5 separate regions of the Homo sapiens genome follow, and regions 1, 3, 4 and 5 are each linked to region 2. The links are chromatin contacts, found by Hi-C or POLR2A ChIA-PET in ENCODE. All regions are on one chromosome and are shown on one strand. The core of a region is the stretch at or near the end of the contact, and the rest is flanking DNA. Distances in the headings are between cores, read along the strand shown. Region 1 holds the start of LINC02603 (long intergenic non-protein coding RNA 2603). Region 2 holds the start of ZNF367 (zinc finger protein 367). Region 3 holds the start of SEC61B (SEC61 translocon subunit beta). Region 4 holds the start of SLC71A2 (solute carrier family 71 member 2). Region 5 holds the start of MIRLET7A1HG (miRlet-7a-1/let-7f-1/let-7d cluster host gene).

What was found. Hi-C counts contacts between places; a loop is a spot of excess contacts on that map. ChIA-PET counts read pairs that join two places held with the same protein, here RNA polymerase II (POLR2A). Pooled maps may share reads with other maps.
Region 1: a loop to region 2 is called in a pooled map, with 13 times the contacts of the local background. The contact joins the promoter of LINC02603 here to the promoter of ZNF367 in region 2. A Hi-C loop is called at or near these places in 1 of 37 single-sample maps with no recorded cell type and 5 of 50 pooled maps. POLR2A ChIA-PET finds 5 or more read pairs at or near these places in 1 of 52 experiments (activated T-cell).
Region 3: a loop to region 2 is called in a map of CD8-positive, alpha-beta T cell, with 18 times the contacts of the local background. The contact joins the promoter of SEC61B here to the promoter of ZNF367 in region 2. A Hi-C loop is called at or near these places in 1 of 168 maps with a recorded cell type or tissue (CD8-positive, alpha-beta T cell), 1 of 37 single-sample maps with no recorded cell type and 6 of 50 pooled maps.
Region 4: a map of CD8-positive, alpha-beta T cell shows a loop between it and region 2 (9-fold over the local background). The contact joins the promoter of SLC71A2 here to the promoter of ZNF367 in region 2. A Hi-C loop is called at or near these places in 1 of 168 maps with a recorded cell type or tissue (CD8-positive, alpha-beta T cell), 1 of 37 single-sample maps with no recorded cell type and 8 of 50 pooled maps.
Region 5: a loop to region 2 is called in a map of CD8-positive, alpha-beta T cell, with 6 times the contacts of the local background. The contact joins the promoter of MIRLET7A1HG here to the promoter of ZNF367 in region 2. A Hi-C loop is called at or near these places in 2 of 168 maps with a recorded cell type or tissue (CD8-positive, alpha-beta T cell and naive thymus-derived CD4-positive, alpha-beta T cell), 17 of 37 single-sample maps with no recorded cell type and 15 of 50 pooled maps.

The regions. Positions count from the first base shown.
Region 1 is chr9:94,257,960-94,260,659 of GRCh38, reverse strand. LINC02603 (long intergenic non-protein coding RNA 2603) reads left to right here and starts at 1,349. Exons shown (of 3, transcript NR_160773.1): 1 at 1,349-1,549. It overlaps ZNF169 (zinc finger protein 169), which reads right to left and starts at 1,362. Exons shown (of 5, transcript NM_194320.4): 1 at 1,315-1,362. RefSeq lists enhancers at 1-550, 880-1,009, 551-1,197, 1,040-1,359, 1,198-1,843.
Region 2 is chr9:96,417,017-96,419,767 of GRCh38, reverse strand. It overlaps ZNF367 (zinc finger protein 367), which reads left to right and starts at 1,398. Exons shown (of 5, transcript NM_153695.4): 1 at 1,398-2,155. The coding sequence starts at 1,736. RefSeq lists silencers at 252-521, 782-1,441, 1,552-1,691, 1,992-2,231 and enhancers at 50-583, 584-1,117, 2,592-2,751.
Region 3 is chr9:99,220,993-99,223,692 of GRCh38, reverse strand. It overlaps SEC61B (SEC61 translocon subunit beta), which reads right to left and starts at 1,411. Exons shown (of 4, transcript NM_006808.3): 1 at 1,327-1,411; 2 at 1,050-1,147. The coding sequence starts at 1,329. It overlaps ALG2 (ALG2 alpha-1,3/1,6-mannosyltransferase), which reads left to right and starts at 1,751. Exons shown (of 2, transcript NM_033087.4): 1 at 1,751-2,146. The coding sequence starts at 1,799. RefSeq lists an enhancer at 1,342-1,661.
Region 4 is chr9:94,373,203-94,375,902 of GRCh38, reverse strand. SLC71A2 (solute carrier family 71 member 2) reads right to left here and starts at 1,334. Exons shown (of 12, transcript NM_032558.3): 1 at 976-1,334. The coding sequence starts at 1,083. RefSeq lists enhancers at 565-1,064, 1,065-1,566 and a silencer at 1,116-1,515.
Region 5 is chr9:94,164,897-94,167,596 of GRCh38, reverse strand. MIRLET7A1HG (miRlet-7a-1/let-7f-1/let-7d cluster host gene) reads right to left here and starts at 1,339. Exons shown (of 5, transcript NR_170278.1): 1 at 1,216-1,339. RefSeq lists silencers at 615-684, 915-1,714 and an enhancer at 1,410-1,974.

The DNA.
Region 1 (2,700 bases), core at 100-2,599, 2.2 Mb after region 2:
GTCCGAGGGAGCCACACAGCTGCAGAAGCCGACAATCTGGATACAAGCACGCCCCCATGCAACCCACAACCCAGGGATGTCTAACTCCAGGCAAGCCCTTCTCAACTCACCAACTTGGGTCCCCAGGCCCCAAGGCTACTGACCCGAGTCGCACGGCCCTAGCCGTCCCCCCCCCCACTATCAAGACCAAGTCTGGATGTCTACCCACAAACAATCCTCCCCCACAAACCCGGGTCCTAGTGGCCAAGCTGCACCATCACCACCACAGTGCACCAGCCATCCACAAGAGCCCTAATAACTGGACTGAGGTTGGGCACGGTGGCTCACGCCTGTAATCCCAGTACTTTGGGAGGCCGAGGCGGGGGGATTACTTGAGGTCAGGAGTTCGAGACCAGCCTTGCCAACATGGTGAAACCCCGTCTCTACTAAAACACAAAATATTAGCCGGGCGTGGTGGCGTGCGCCTGTAGTCCCAGCTACTCGGGAGCCTGAGGCAGGGGAATCACGCCACTGCACTCCAGCCTGGGCGACAAGAGCGAAACTCTGTCTCAAAAAAACAAAACAAAACAAAAACCAAAAAATTAGCCGGGCGTGGTGGCGGGTGCCTGTAATCCCAGCTGCTCGGGAGGCTGACGCGGGAGCATGGCTTGAACCCGGCGGCTGGGGTGGGGCGCGGAGATTGCAGTGAACCGAGATTGCGCCACTGCACTCCAGCCTGGGCGACAGAGAGAGACTCTGTTTCAAAAATAAATAAATAAATAAATAAAATTTAATAAATAAACAAATAAACAACCCGACTGATGCCCAAGCCGCGTGCCTCCCACTAATGGGGAAGTTTGCTCCAACCGAGGATATCATGTCCTCCAAAGGCACATTTGCTGGCCCAGAGACCTCCGAGGCGCGATGGTGGGGAGGGGATGGCGGGATACTAGTGGCAGGATGCTGTCTGGGTACCCCAGGCAGAGCCCACTCAGCGGCCCCCGAAGTACCGGGGACGCACCTGCGAAGTAGCTCGGGAAGTCGGTCCCAGGCCTGCACTGGCCCCTCCAGGTCAACATACTGGGCCCAAAGTCCCGCCAGAAGCACGCGACAACGCCAACGCCCCCTCCCCACCAGAGGACCTCCGCCAAGACCTCTCTCCGGGGTGGACCACGCACGCCCAGACCCCACAGCCGAAACTCAAAACACCAAGGAACATGTGGCCACGACATGGACTGCCCATGCCAGCTTTCCCGACCTTCCTTCCAGTGGAAGGCCCGCGAAAGCGGGGACCACCTCCGGGCTAGCTCACCAGAACTGTGAAAGGACACTCACCACGCACCAGGCGACGATGCCGGAACGCGGAAGTACGCGAGCCGGACTGCCCCTGGGCACGGAACTACACTACCCAGACTGCCACGGGGCGCGCAACTACCCTACCGTGGATGCCCTGGAGCGAGGGACTACAACATCCAGAATGCTGCGAGGGGCGGGACCGCAGCATCCAGGAGAAATTGTGAAAAATCAGAAAGTAAAATCTAACTTTCGGGTCTATGAGAAGGGTGGTCAGGTGAGCAGTAAGTCTTCTTTAACTTTTTATACGGTCCTTCTAATTTTTTTTTTTTTTAAAAAGATGTTACATGTCCTCCATCCTGCAAATTCACACCTGTGATTGTACACCCCTGAACTTTATCTACTTACTTATTTTTTGAGAAGGGGTCTTGCTCTGTCGGCCAGGCTGCAGTACAATGGTGTGATCATAGCTCACTGCAGCCTCAAACCCCTGGCCAAGCAATCCTCTCACCTCAACTTTCTGAGTAGCTGGGAATACAGGTGCATAGCACCACACCGGGCTAATTTTTTGTTTTGTTTTTTAGAATCTGGGTCTCGCGGCCGGGCGCGGTGGCTCACGCCTGTAATCCCAGCACTTTGGGAGGCTGAGGCGGGCGGATCAGAGGTCAGGAGTTCGAGAGCAGCCTGGCCAATGTGGTAAAATCCCGTCTCTACTAAAAATACAAAAATTACCTGGGCGTCGTGATGGGCGCCTGTAGTCCCGGCTACTCAGGAGGGTGAGGCAGGAGAATCACTTTGAACTCGGGAGGTGGAGGTTGCAGTGAGCCAAGATCGCACCACTGTACTCCAGCCTGGACAACAGAGTGAGATTCCTTCTCAAGGGGGAAAAAAAAAAAAAAGAATCTGGGTCTCGCTATGTTGACCAGGCTGGTCTGGAACTCCTGGCCTCAAGCAATTTTCCCACTTCAGGCTCCCAAAGTGCTGGGATTACAGGCGTGAGCCGTCCTTGTGGCCCAGGCTGCCTTTCGAGTTTATTTAGGGCCCTCTAGCCAGAGGTGGTGAGATTGGCAGTAACTCAAATTCCAACTGCTGGGATAGGTGATTCTCCTCGGGCTAAGGCTGGTGTAAATACTCCCTCCATGCGTGAGAATCAGCTGTGTTTGATCCAGTTTTGCTTTCTGGTATAACAGGGCAGCACTGAGTTCAATGCAATGTCTCATCATTGCTGTGCTTGCCGTCTCCCAAGAACATAGATTCTCTCTCCGCACCACAGAGCCACTGCTGGGGGATGGGTCAGGGGCATTGGTGATTCAAGACTGTCTTTCCTACCTTTTCAGTGCCTCTTTCAGTCATATGAAGTAAAAACCAGGTACTGCGAGTGCTTACCTGATTTTTGGTTCTTGTGAAGGTGCTTTTGTGTGTAAATAG
Region 2 (2,751 bases), core at 149-2,648:
TATTGCTTGTTTTGCCTTTTAAAATAAAAATACATTTTTGAAATTGTTCATATCAGTACAGTTTCCTTTATTTGTTTTTAAACAATTGTGGCTTAATTTAGTCATAGCTGTGCATTTGTGTGTCTTTCACAGAGAGAAAAGCTATTCAGCTTAGTTATCTGTTATTATACAGTCGTGTTCTAACTTAATTACCAATCCTAACCCTTAACCAATGGATATTCATTCATCCATTCAGCAAATATTTATTGAGCCCCTACCGCGAATCAGGCGGTGCCTGGGAATCTGTATTCCCAAGAACAAAACGCAGCTCCCCAGGCCACATCTAGCGGGTAGGAAGCCGGGCAACCCCTCCGCCCGGTCCTTCCTCTGCAGCCTGCGAGCCCCACCCGGGCCGCGGTCGGCGCCAGCCAGGCGGGGCTGGGGCGGGGCGGGCAGAGGACGTTGGGGCTCCGCGCGTCCCGGCGCGAGTACTAGGACGCGGCCGGGGCAGGTGGGGGCCGAGCAAAGTAGGGCGCTGCCCCGACTCCCGGAGCAGCCGCTCGGTAGAGCGGGGTCGCCGGGGTGGGGAGATCCCCGAGGCAACTTCGGGGCATCAGTCCAGGGTGAGAGTGTCTACTCTCGCCCGGCTCTTGTGGCCTCCGCGCCGCGAGCGGCCCGCAGGGACTTCGGAGGCCACTTCCTGGACTCTCCCCTTTCCACAGATGGGGAACCGGAGGCCCACAATCGGCCCGGAGGAGTCAGGGCGGTGCTGACAGGGCTGGTTCACAGAGCGTGCAACAGCTGAGCAGACGGAACTCGATTAAGAAACCAGGCACGCCGGGTGCCCATCAGGACCTCGGGCAGCAGAGACTCCAGCCGCCGGGCGGGTGGTGGGACCGAGGGCGGGGCGGGCGGCGGGGCCCCAGCCCTTTAAACTCCCTGCGCGCGGGAACCGCGGCCCAACAACCAACGGCGGGCGGGGCCGAGCGGGGCGCGCGCCTCCACCGCCCAACGATCACCACCCCCCCCGACCCCGCCCCGCCGCTGTCCAATCAGCCGCCCTCTTGCCGCCCTCCCCGCCGCCCTTGTCTCCCTGGCCCGGACTAACCACGCGGAGGGACGGCGGGGCGGGGCGGCAGGCGGGTGTGTCCGGGCGAGTGGAGACGCCGCGCGCTCCACTGGAGTTTCGAACGCTGTTGGCCCTCCAGACAGAAAAAAATATAAGAGCGGCGGCCAATGGCGAGGTGGGAAGGACCCGCGCGCAGACCCGGCCCCGCCCCGGCCGGCTGGAAAGAAGGCCAGGCCTGGCCATTGGCTCGCGCCGCCTGTCACTCGCCGGTGCGGCCAGCGGGCAGCGGCCTCGCGGTGACTGGTTCCGCCCAGGCGCGAAATGTAACGCGGGAAAAGCCGGGGCAGGCACCGCGGCGGCAGGTTGTTATTTTTGGGGGCTCAGCGCCGCGCGTCCTGCTTTCCTGTCACCGCAAGGGCCGGGCCGCCCGCTGCTTCCCACCCCTGCAGCCTGCGCTGCGGAGTACAAAGAGCGGAGGGCGCGCTTGACCTGGGGCTGGGGTCCAGCCCTGCCCGCCGGTGCCGTCTGCTCAACTAGTTAGGTGGCTGCTGCGCAGGATTCCGGGAAACGTCAGTCTGCCATGAGCCGGCAGGACTGAGCCTGCGACTCGGAGCAGAGCGAGTGAGGGGCAGAGCGGTGCTCAGGAGTGCGGCCCGGGGCCGCCGGAGCTGGGGGTCGGGCCGGGCGATGATCCGGGGCTTCGAGGCGCCCATGGCGGAGAACCCGCCGCCGCCGCCGCCGCCCGTCATCTTCTGCCACGACTCCCCGAAGCGGGTGCTGGTGTCGGTCATCAGGACGACCCCGATCAAGCCAACGTGCGGCGGTGGAGGGGAGCCGGAGCCGCCGCCGCCGCTCATCCCCACCAGCCCCGGCTTCAGCGACTTCATGGTGTACCCGTGGCGCTGGGGCGAGAACGCACACAACGTGACGCTCAGCCCTGGGGCCGCGGGGGCCGCCGCCTCGGCCGCCCTGCCTGCAGCCGCAGCCGCCGAGCACTCGGGGCTTCGTGGCCGGGGCGCGCCCCCGCCCGCCGCCTCGGCCTCCGCCGCCGCCTCGGGAGGTGAGGACGAGGAGGAAGCGAGCAGCCCAGACAGCGGCCACCTCAAGGTGAGCGGCGCGGGCGGGCGGGCGGGCGGGACGTGGGGCAGCCGGGGCCCGTTAACGGTGCGGCGGGCGGGGCGGAGTTGAAAACGCGAGGTCGATCCGGCTACGGCGGGGGCTGCGGCTGACAGGATGCTGACGTCACTGCCGCGCGCCAAAAACCGGCCCCAGTCGGGGGGGGCCTGTCACGTGACAGGCGGGAGCGGCGCGGGAGACCGTCCTTGCGGCAGGTGCAGTGGGCGGGAGCGCGGCCCGGGGTCGCTGGGGAGGCCGGGTCAACGGCCACTGACATCCTCCCGGCGGGCTGCCGAGTCCTCAGTTCCGAGAGGAAACGAGAGGGATGAGGGCCTTGAGTTGTTCCACCGACTGCGAGAGGGCAGGGAGCGCACAGTGTTTGCTCCATTACTGCAGATCGCCCTCGCCCTGTTAAAAGATGCCCTGCAGAGACAGCCGAAGAGCAAGAAAGGACTTCTGGGCCTGTTCTGCGGCTGAAGTTGTGCCTTCGCTGCCTTTCATTTATCCAGCATACTACTTGCTAGGTGTTGAGAGCACATAGTGGAATGGGACGCTAAAATTGCTTGCAGTCTCCGACTGCTTAAAGC
Region 3 (2,700 bases), core at 162-2,661, 2.8 Mb before region 2:
AGGCCGGGCGCAGTGGCTCACGCCTGTAATTCCAGCACTTTTGGAGGCAGAGACGGAGGATCACAAGGTCAGGAGATCGAGACCATCCTGGCTAACATGGTGAAACCCCGTCTCTACTAAAAATACAAAAAATTAGCTGGGTGTGGTGGCACGTGCCTGCAGTCTCAGCTACTCAGGAGGCTGAGGCAGGAGAATTGCTTGAACTCTGGAGGCAAAGGCTGTAGTGAGCCGAGATCGTGCCACTGCACTCCAGCCTGGGCGACAGAGTGAGATTCCATCCCAAAAAAAAAAAAAGGAAAAAGAAAGGTTAGGCTGAAATGACCACTAAGAGCTTTGGTATCCCCCCGGTTTTTTTTTTTTGTTTGTTTGTTTTTTTTAGTTCAGCAACAAGTAACAGAAACTACGCAGAAGAGTAACAGCAGAGCGAACGATGGACTGGAAAGCAAACAGCCTGAAGAAAAGGGTTAAGTAGCAAATGCAAAGCAGTAGAAAGGGAAAAGGAAAGAGCTTATGAGAAAGCTTTCAAGCAGAGTTTAAAGTCTGGCATATGACTAGAGAGAGAAAGAGCATAAGAAAAATCCAAGATGACGCTGACGTTTCTGGCTCTGAGTAAATGAGTGTACAACAGTGCCATATGGAAGTAAGGAGATATAATTGAGAGTGAGAGAGCTGAGCTGAAAAGAGACTAAGTTTTGTGTAGGACGAGTTATCTGTAGGACAGATTGCTTATGGGGCCGCCAGATGGAAATGTGAGTGCAAACCTCAGGTCCAGAGACACCAGTTTAATGACATCGGTTTTCTCAAAGTTATCTCTGACTCTATTCCAGTTTGTTAACTTTCCTTTTTTAAGAGTAGTGCCCTAAACTGAGCAACGAGAAAAAAAATGTCGCCTTCCTCCCAAAAGGCCTTTAACTACTCCCACGGCCACGTCACTAGAAGCTCATTTTGCCTTTGTCAATCTTCACATGCTAGGGTCTCCACCCCAGAATCAGCGAGGTTCTGGGTCCTATCTCCGAGTCTGGAAGCGAACGAACTGCAGGGTTCCTTACCTCTGCCGGACAGTGGATCCCGCCGCCCGGGCGGCCACTGCTTTGCTGGGAGAGCGCCCTGAGGATCCCACGTTAGTGCCACTGGGGGTCGGACCAGGCTGTAGAGGGAGACAAGCAGACAGACGGGTGAGCGCGGCAGGCCTGCCCCAGAACCCCGGCCTAGACACCCACACCCGAGGCTGGGGGAAGCAAGGGAGCTACAGAGGAAAAGCACGGCGCAAAGCAGGAGGAGTCAGGGCTTCTGGGAGAGGCGGGGATCATGGAAGGGCCGCCATACCATATTGGAGATGAGGGTGGCAAGGCGCTGACGCGGACGGATAGAAAGTTACGGAGCCCCCGAAAGACCGGCAGCTGGCGAGACTGACTCAGGCCCCGCCCCCGGACTTGCAGGCAAGGTCCTCTCTGACCCCAGGGACGCCTGGGTCGTCTCACGATATGCCTGTAGACAGTCTGCTACAGACAACTTAGTTACCTGCTGTATGGGAAGTAGAGACCTCCGGCCTCCTTCCTTTGGATCACAACGTCCTTCAGAAAGTCCAATCCCTACCGAAGGAAAAATATAACCGGGGTCAGACAAGATATTTTCTCAGGCAGTTACTAGACCCTCACAGATTTGCGCTGATGTGGCCTAACTGACGCACGTACGGCAGGGCGGGGTCGGCCCGCAGTGGCCAGCTGGGAGCTACGAGCGCGGAGCTTGCGCAGAAGACCCCCATCAGGGTGCGGGGTGCAGTTGCGGCTCCAGGGCCATGGCGGAGGAGCAGGGCCGGGAACGGGACTCGGTTCCCAAGCCGTCGGTGCTGTTCCTCCACCCAGACCTGGGCGTGGGCGGCGCTGAGCGGCTGGTGTTGGACGCGGCGCTGGCGCTGCAGGCGCGCGGGTGTAGCGTGAAGATCTGGACAGCGCACTACGACCCGGGCCACTGTTTCGCCGAGAGCCGCGAGCTACCGGTGCGCTGTGCCGGGGACTGGCTGCCGCGAGGCCTGGGCTGGGGCGGCCGCGGCGCCGCCGTCTGCGCCTACGTGCGCATGGTTTTCCTGGCGCTCTACGTGCTGTTCCTCGCCGACGAGGAGTTCGACGTGGTAGTGTGCGACCAGGTGAGGCGGCCGCGGGGCCGGCTGCGCGAGTGCGGACCTCGCCGTGGAGGGCGGCCGCGGGCATGACCCCTGAGAGAAGACCTTCCCTGTCTGCGGTTCGCAAAGATCGGAACTGACATGGAGAAGTCAGGGTTGTGAGCGAGCCTGTGGTTCTCTAACTTTAGTGTGGGCCCATTTAAAGTTGCAGATTGCTGGGGTTCCATCCTCCAGGAAGTTTTCATCCAGGTGCCCTGAGGTGGGGCCCAGACATCTGCATTTTAACTGGGTCATAGGGTGATTCCGAGGTAGATAGTCTTTGGGGCTCTGAGAAACGCTGGTATTAGAAGTCAGCTTCAGTCACCTTTTACTAATGAGTAACTCGCGTGTTGTCTTCCCGCTTACCTGTTATTTTTGTTGACTCTCCTTTCAGGCCATTTGCATCCCACTGTCCTTGTGTTCGGAGCCAGGCCACACCGTCCTCAGCAGTGTCATGTGTTAAAAACGCCAAGCTGAATATATCATGCCCCTATTAAAACTTGTACATGGCTCCCCATTGGTTTTTGGAGAAAAGTTCA
Region 4 (2,700 bases), core at 85-2,584, 2.0 Mb after region 2:
ACCAGCTCTGCCGGATCCGTTCTACCTACTGCTCCTTCTGCTTCAGCTGCCCTCCCAACCTACTAATAGGGATTTACATCCCCAAATACGTTCATGTAAACACTTAGCATTCTTCAACTAAACACAAAATCAGATATGTAAGCTAAAAATCTAAAGCCAAAAACATGTATTTAATTTCCATAAAATTTCTACTTTTCTTTGGAAAAACTTTCCCATTGTGTCAGTTTCTATTCACTGTAACATTCTCTATATTTCAGGTCCTAAGACCAAAAAAAAAAAATCCTTTTTAAACTTAGGCCTTGAAGAAACGACAAACCCTCTAGGCTTAATATTGCACCATATGAAACCACTGACACAGACAAGGCCTGTTCTGCCGAAACCAGGCCAGTTAAGTCAGGGCTCAATTGCTTCTGTATCATTGTCAGAAGCCATCTCGACCTCAAGCAAAAGTAAAACTGGAGAAAGAGGCCAGCCTAACTTGCTCCTCGGCTGGTCCCCAGCAACGCCCCTGGAAACTCTGCTCCCCATCGCTAGGACCGCCCCTCCGACGCCGGGAGAACACGGAAGGAGCAGCAAGGCGCTGCCCGGCATCTGCCGCCAACTTCCCCGTCGACGGTCTGATTCAAATGCTCCCTACCTGTTTTCCATGTAGACTTGGAGAGAAACTGCGCCAGGAAAACTGTTATCAACTGTTACAGGGACGGAGAACTCCGAAATAACCAAATTACTACTTATATTCACTGTCCCATGTCTAGCGCCTTTTGAAACAATAACCAAATCCTGTAAAGTTTTGTCTGCGATGAGCAGTCACTAGGAAAAACCTGTATTCGTGATGAATTCGCCTCCCCCCCCAGAAAAGGACCGACTTTCCAAGAGCCGAAGCCCCTGCCCGGAGCGGCGGGCTCGCGGGCCCTGGGTGCGACCCCACCCAGCCTCCCCGGGATTCAGGCAGCCGGGCCCCGCGCCCGCGCTCACCCAGGTGCTCCCCGCGGCCTGCGCGCCCGCGCGCTTCTCCGGCATGGCTCCCGCCTCGGGCTCCGACGCCGCCTTCTCCTCCAGCTCCGGCGGCGGCTCCACGCTCATGCCGCGGCCATGCCCGCGCCAGCCCGGGGCGCTCCGGGACGACGGCGACGCCGCGGAGGCGGCGGCGGTGCCCGCGCCCTCATGGGCTCTGCGGCCCGCGGCGGCCTGCGGGTCAGGCGGCGGCGCCAGCGGCGGCGCCGAGGGCTGAGGAGGCGGCGGAGGCTGAAGCTGCGGATCAGGCTAGCAGAAGACCGCAGCTCCAGGAACCGACCACTTATCAAACCGCACCGACCCCGACTCTCGCAGTTACCGGCGGCGTCAGGGGCGGGCTGCACGGTTAAGAGACTGTGCCCCGCCCCGCCTCCCCACAGGCCGGCGCCGGGCAGGAGGCCCCGCCCCGCACCTCAGCTCCCGCCTCGAGAACGAGTCCCGCGCCTGAGTAGCCTCCAGCGACGCCACGCCCACTTCAGAGACCCCTCCTTTACCTCGCGACTGGCCCCTTGGCATCAGGACTTCGCGGCGCGCGGGAAGTACGTCATTTCGAGAGCCCGTACGACTGATTTCTTTTTCCGGAGAATCTGGACTGAGGCTAGCAAGCGGGGAGGGGCAAACTCGTGGGGGTTTGGTAGTGATTGCAGTTCAGTTTTGGTCTTGGTTTGCGCCAACCCGCCAACCTCTCAAGTTTTTCTATGGTTCTCTAAGAAGAAAATAATATACTAGCAATGTTTCCCAAACGTACTTGAACACAACACTTTTTATTCTTGACACATGATTAATATCTTGTAGAATGTGTAGGACGCAGTTGGAAAAGCCTGGCTTATGTTTATTTATTTTGAAAGATATGCACCTAATACTGAAATATAAAAAAGCCTACAGGCCTGGAGCGGTGGCCCACACCTATAATCCCAGCACTTTGGGAGGCCGAGGCGGCTGGTTCACCTGAGGTCAGGAGTTAGAGACCAGCCTGGCCAACGCGGTGAAACCCTGTCTCTACTAAAAAACAAAAACAAAAACAAAAAACACCAAAAAAATTAGCCGGGCTTGGTGGCGCACGCCTGTAATCCAAGCTACTCGGGAGGCTGAGGCAGGAGAATAGCTTGAACCTGGGAGCCGGAGGTTGCAGTGAGCCGAGATAGCGTCACTGCACTCCATCCTGGGCGACAGAGTGAGGCTCTGTCTCACAAAAAAAAAAAAAAAATCTTTTTACAAACATCAATAGAAAAAAGAATAAAATTATTTCTATTAACAGGATTAGTAATTTTAATTGAATTAAAGTCATTTCATTTAAGAATTTTTTCAGGTTGGGCGTGGTGGCTCACGCCTGTAATCCCAGGACTTTGGCAGGCAGAGGTGGGCGGATCGCCTGAGGTCAAGAGTTCCAGACCAGCCTGGCCAACATGGTGAAACCCCGTCTCTACTAAAAATACAGAAGTTAGCCGGGCATGGTGGCGGATGCCTGTAATCCCAGCTACTTGGGAGGCTGAGGGAAGAGAATCGCTTGAACCCAGGAGGCGGAGGTTGCAGTGAGCCGAGATGGTGCACTGCACTCCACCCTGGGTGACAAGAGTGAGACTTCGTCTCCAAAAAAAAAAAAAAAAAAAGCCTCTTTTTCGCTTCCCACCCACTACCCCCAAACACACACACACACACTTTGCAGAAGTCTTTACTTTTATTTAT
Region 5 (2,700 bases), core at 90-2,589, 2.3 Mb after region 2:
CATAAATTTGGAATTTGACATTCAATGTTCTTATACTTCAGGCCAACAGAAATAAATGCAAAGGAATGCCACATGATGCTTTAACTTTAGGAACTGTATGCCAAGAAAGCAGTATTATCAATGAAGTTAAAAAGCAAAACTCAACCAGTCTCCTGATTTACCTCAAAATTTTAACATTCACTGTCTTCCCTGCCTTTTTCCTGTCTGCCCGCCCTCTCGTTAGTCAATTTTTTAAAAACCGGTAAGTTGAAGAATACATACCATTACCTCTGACACAGAATCTACTGTAAAAAGTTGAAAGACCGAAGGGCATTACTGGCCAAGGACATACAGGTTACCACATTCCTCACACTAGAGCCCGCCCGGGAAGTTTATTAGCAAGCCTTCTGAGAGGCACTCGGTTCCAAGAGTTTGCAGCGTCGACTCAAAAGGCCAGCGCTGTTTCCGGTGACACCGAGTCGCAAATCTCCAAGCCCCGTCCCCCGGGATACGATTTCCTCCCGCTCCCGCGTTCCCCTCCCCCTCGCCAAGGACGGCTGCCGCAGCGGACCTCCAGCCGCAGCAGCTGCTTCAGGAAGGGAGGCTGCACTTGGCCGCGGGGAGCAGGGGCATGCAGCCAGCCACGACTCTCCCGCCCTCCCCGCCCGCGCCTTCCCGCCCTGTCCCCCCGCCCCTCGCACTTCCTACCTTCCCTCCTTCATCCCAACCCCCAAGGCCAAGGTCTCCCCGGCCCACAAACTTGATAGCGGAAGTGACGTCAGAGGCACCTGGCGGCGCCTACAACCAGTCACGCCACAGTCAGAGGCGGCGCCGGCCAACAGGCGCCGGCCGGAAGGCGGGCCTTCCGCCCGCCCCAAGTTTGATTGAAGCGGGGGGAAGGGCGGGGTAAGGAATGTGAAGAATGACCCCCCCTCCCCCGCCCTGTCGGTGAGGAGCTGGGCGGGAAGCGGAGGGGGTTGGAGCCGGCCCCGCGGCGGCCACGCGGCACCCCTCCCCCGTGCCCCGAGCGCCCGCGACTTCCGCTAGCAGCCCGCCGGCCCCCCGGGGCCACCCGCCCGCTGGAGGGGGCAGGCCGCCCCACCAGTCCCAGCCCGCGTTAGCCGGACAGGCGCGGGCCGGCGCACGGCTCTCCCATTCTGCCCACCCGCTGCCGCGAGTCTCCGCGAAATAAAATGGCGACGGACCCGCGCTCGCTGCCGCGTCCGCCATACCCACCTCGCGCTCGCGGAGAGGGCCGTCGCGGCCGTGGGAATGCCCCGGCCCTCGCGCCCGTCGCTGCCGGGAGAGCACCGCGCCAGGACCCGGATGGAGGCGCGGGCGGGCGCCGCCGCGGCGGCCTGAGGGAAAGCAGCGCGGTCGCCGGGAGGCCGATGCAGGGGCGGGCGCCGCGGAAAGCGCGCAAGCCCATTGGTGAAGCCGTCTGATTGAAGTGCGCGTCGCTCTTTCGCCTTGGCCTAGCTGAGCTCGTCCGTCCCCTCACTGGAGGGCGGCGGCTGGGCCCGCCTCGCGCGGGGTGGCCACCGTGGGGGAGGCGGGTCTGGCCCGCCCACCAATACCATCTCCTTCTTTCCTAGTGGAGGGCTGAGAGAGTGGCGGGGGTGGTGTCCTCCAGGCCCTGCCCTTTGCGCGTGATGGGCTGGCTGTGTCACGTGGCCGCTGAACGCGCTGCCCGCGGGGCGGGGCGGCTGCTTTGCTCCCTCAGGCTCCTGGGGGCAATTTACACGTGCGCGACCCGGAAGGTCCGAACGCTGTCCAGCGTGCAGCCTCTGGCTCTTTTCCGTCAACTGACCCTGTTCCCTCCAGGAGGCCTTGGCCAGGCCTCCTGGAGTTCTGTGCCTCAGTTTGCTCATCTGTCAAATGGAGGAGTTGTGTCCGCCCAACCTTTTACTTTTATTCCTTGACGTTTTGGGGTCTGAGGGTTTTTTTGTTGTTTGTTTTTTCGAGACACGGTCTCTCGCTCTTTCTCCAGGGCTGGAGTGCAGTGGCGTGGGTCACGGCTCACTGTAGCCTCGACATCCGGACTCTAGAGATCCTCCCACCTCAGCCTCCCTGAGCTTTTTTTTGTTATCTTTTCCAACCCATGTTTTGAAGATTTTTGTCTTCAAATGTTTTTCAAAGCAATCCTTGATTTTGTTGTTTTAAAATTAATCCAAAGCCCAGTTCCTCCATCCCCATTACAACTTTCACATGCTAGGACTCTGAAATCACTAGTTAAGGTGTCGTTTGAGGTCTCTGCCAGTTTTAAGATTTTATGGCTGGGAACCGCAAGACCTGGGCTGTAGCTCTGCTTTTTGTAATTCATTGTGACTTTGTGCAACACTTTTAAAAAAGTGGGTCCTTGTCTGTAATAGAACTATGGGAAATAGTACTTGACATGCTGTACGTTTACATTTATGATCTTAGGTGGTGGTATCAGCTCCCCTTTTAGCACTCATATTAGTGTATGCAATAAGTGCCAAAGGAGTTTGTTTCGTTTTGTTTTTAATGGGGACTTTATTTTGTGAGCTAAAGTGAACAAGAAACTAGAGGGGGGGAAACTTGAGCTTAAGCCATGGGTAGGATTTGGGGAGGACTTCTTGAGGTTAGAAGATATATTGAGAAAGGAGAGAGCAGGCCCCAGAGCTAGATCGAGTACAGTTCAGGGGAAGAGTGTGGTTATGCTGCAGGGGATGTGGAACTCTTCAAGGGCAGAAACTGTTT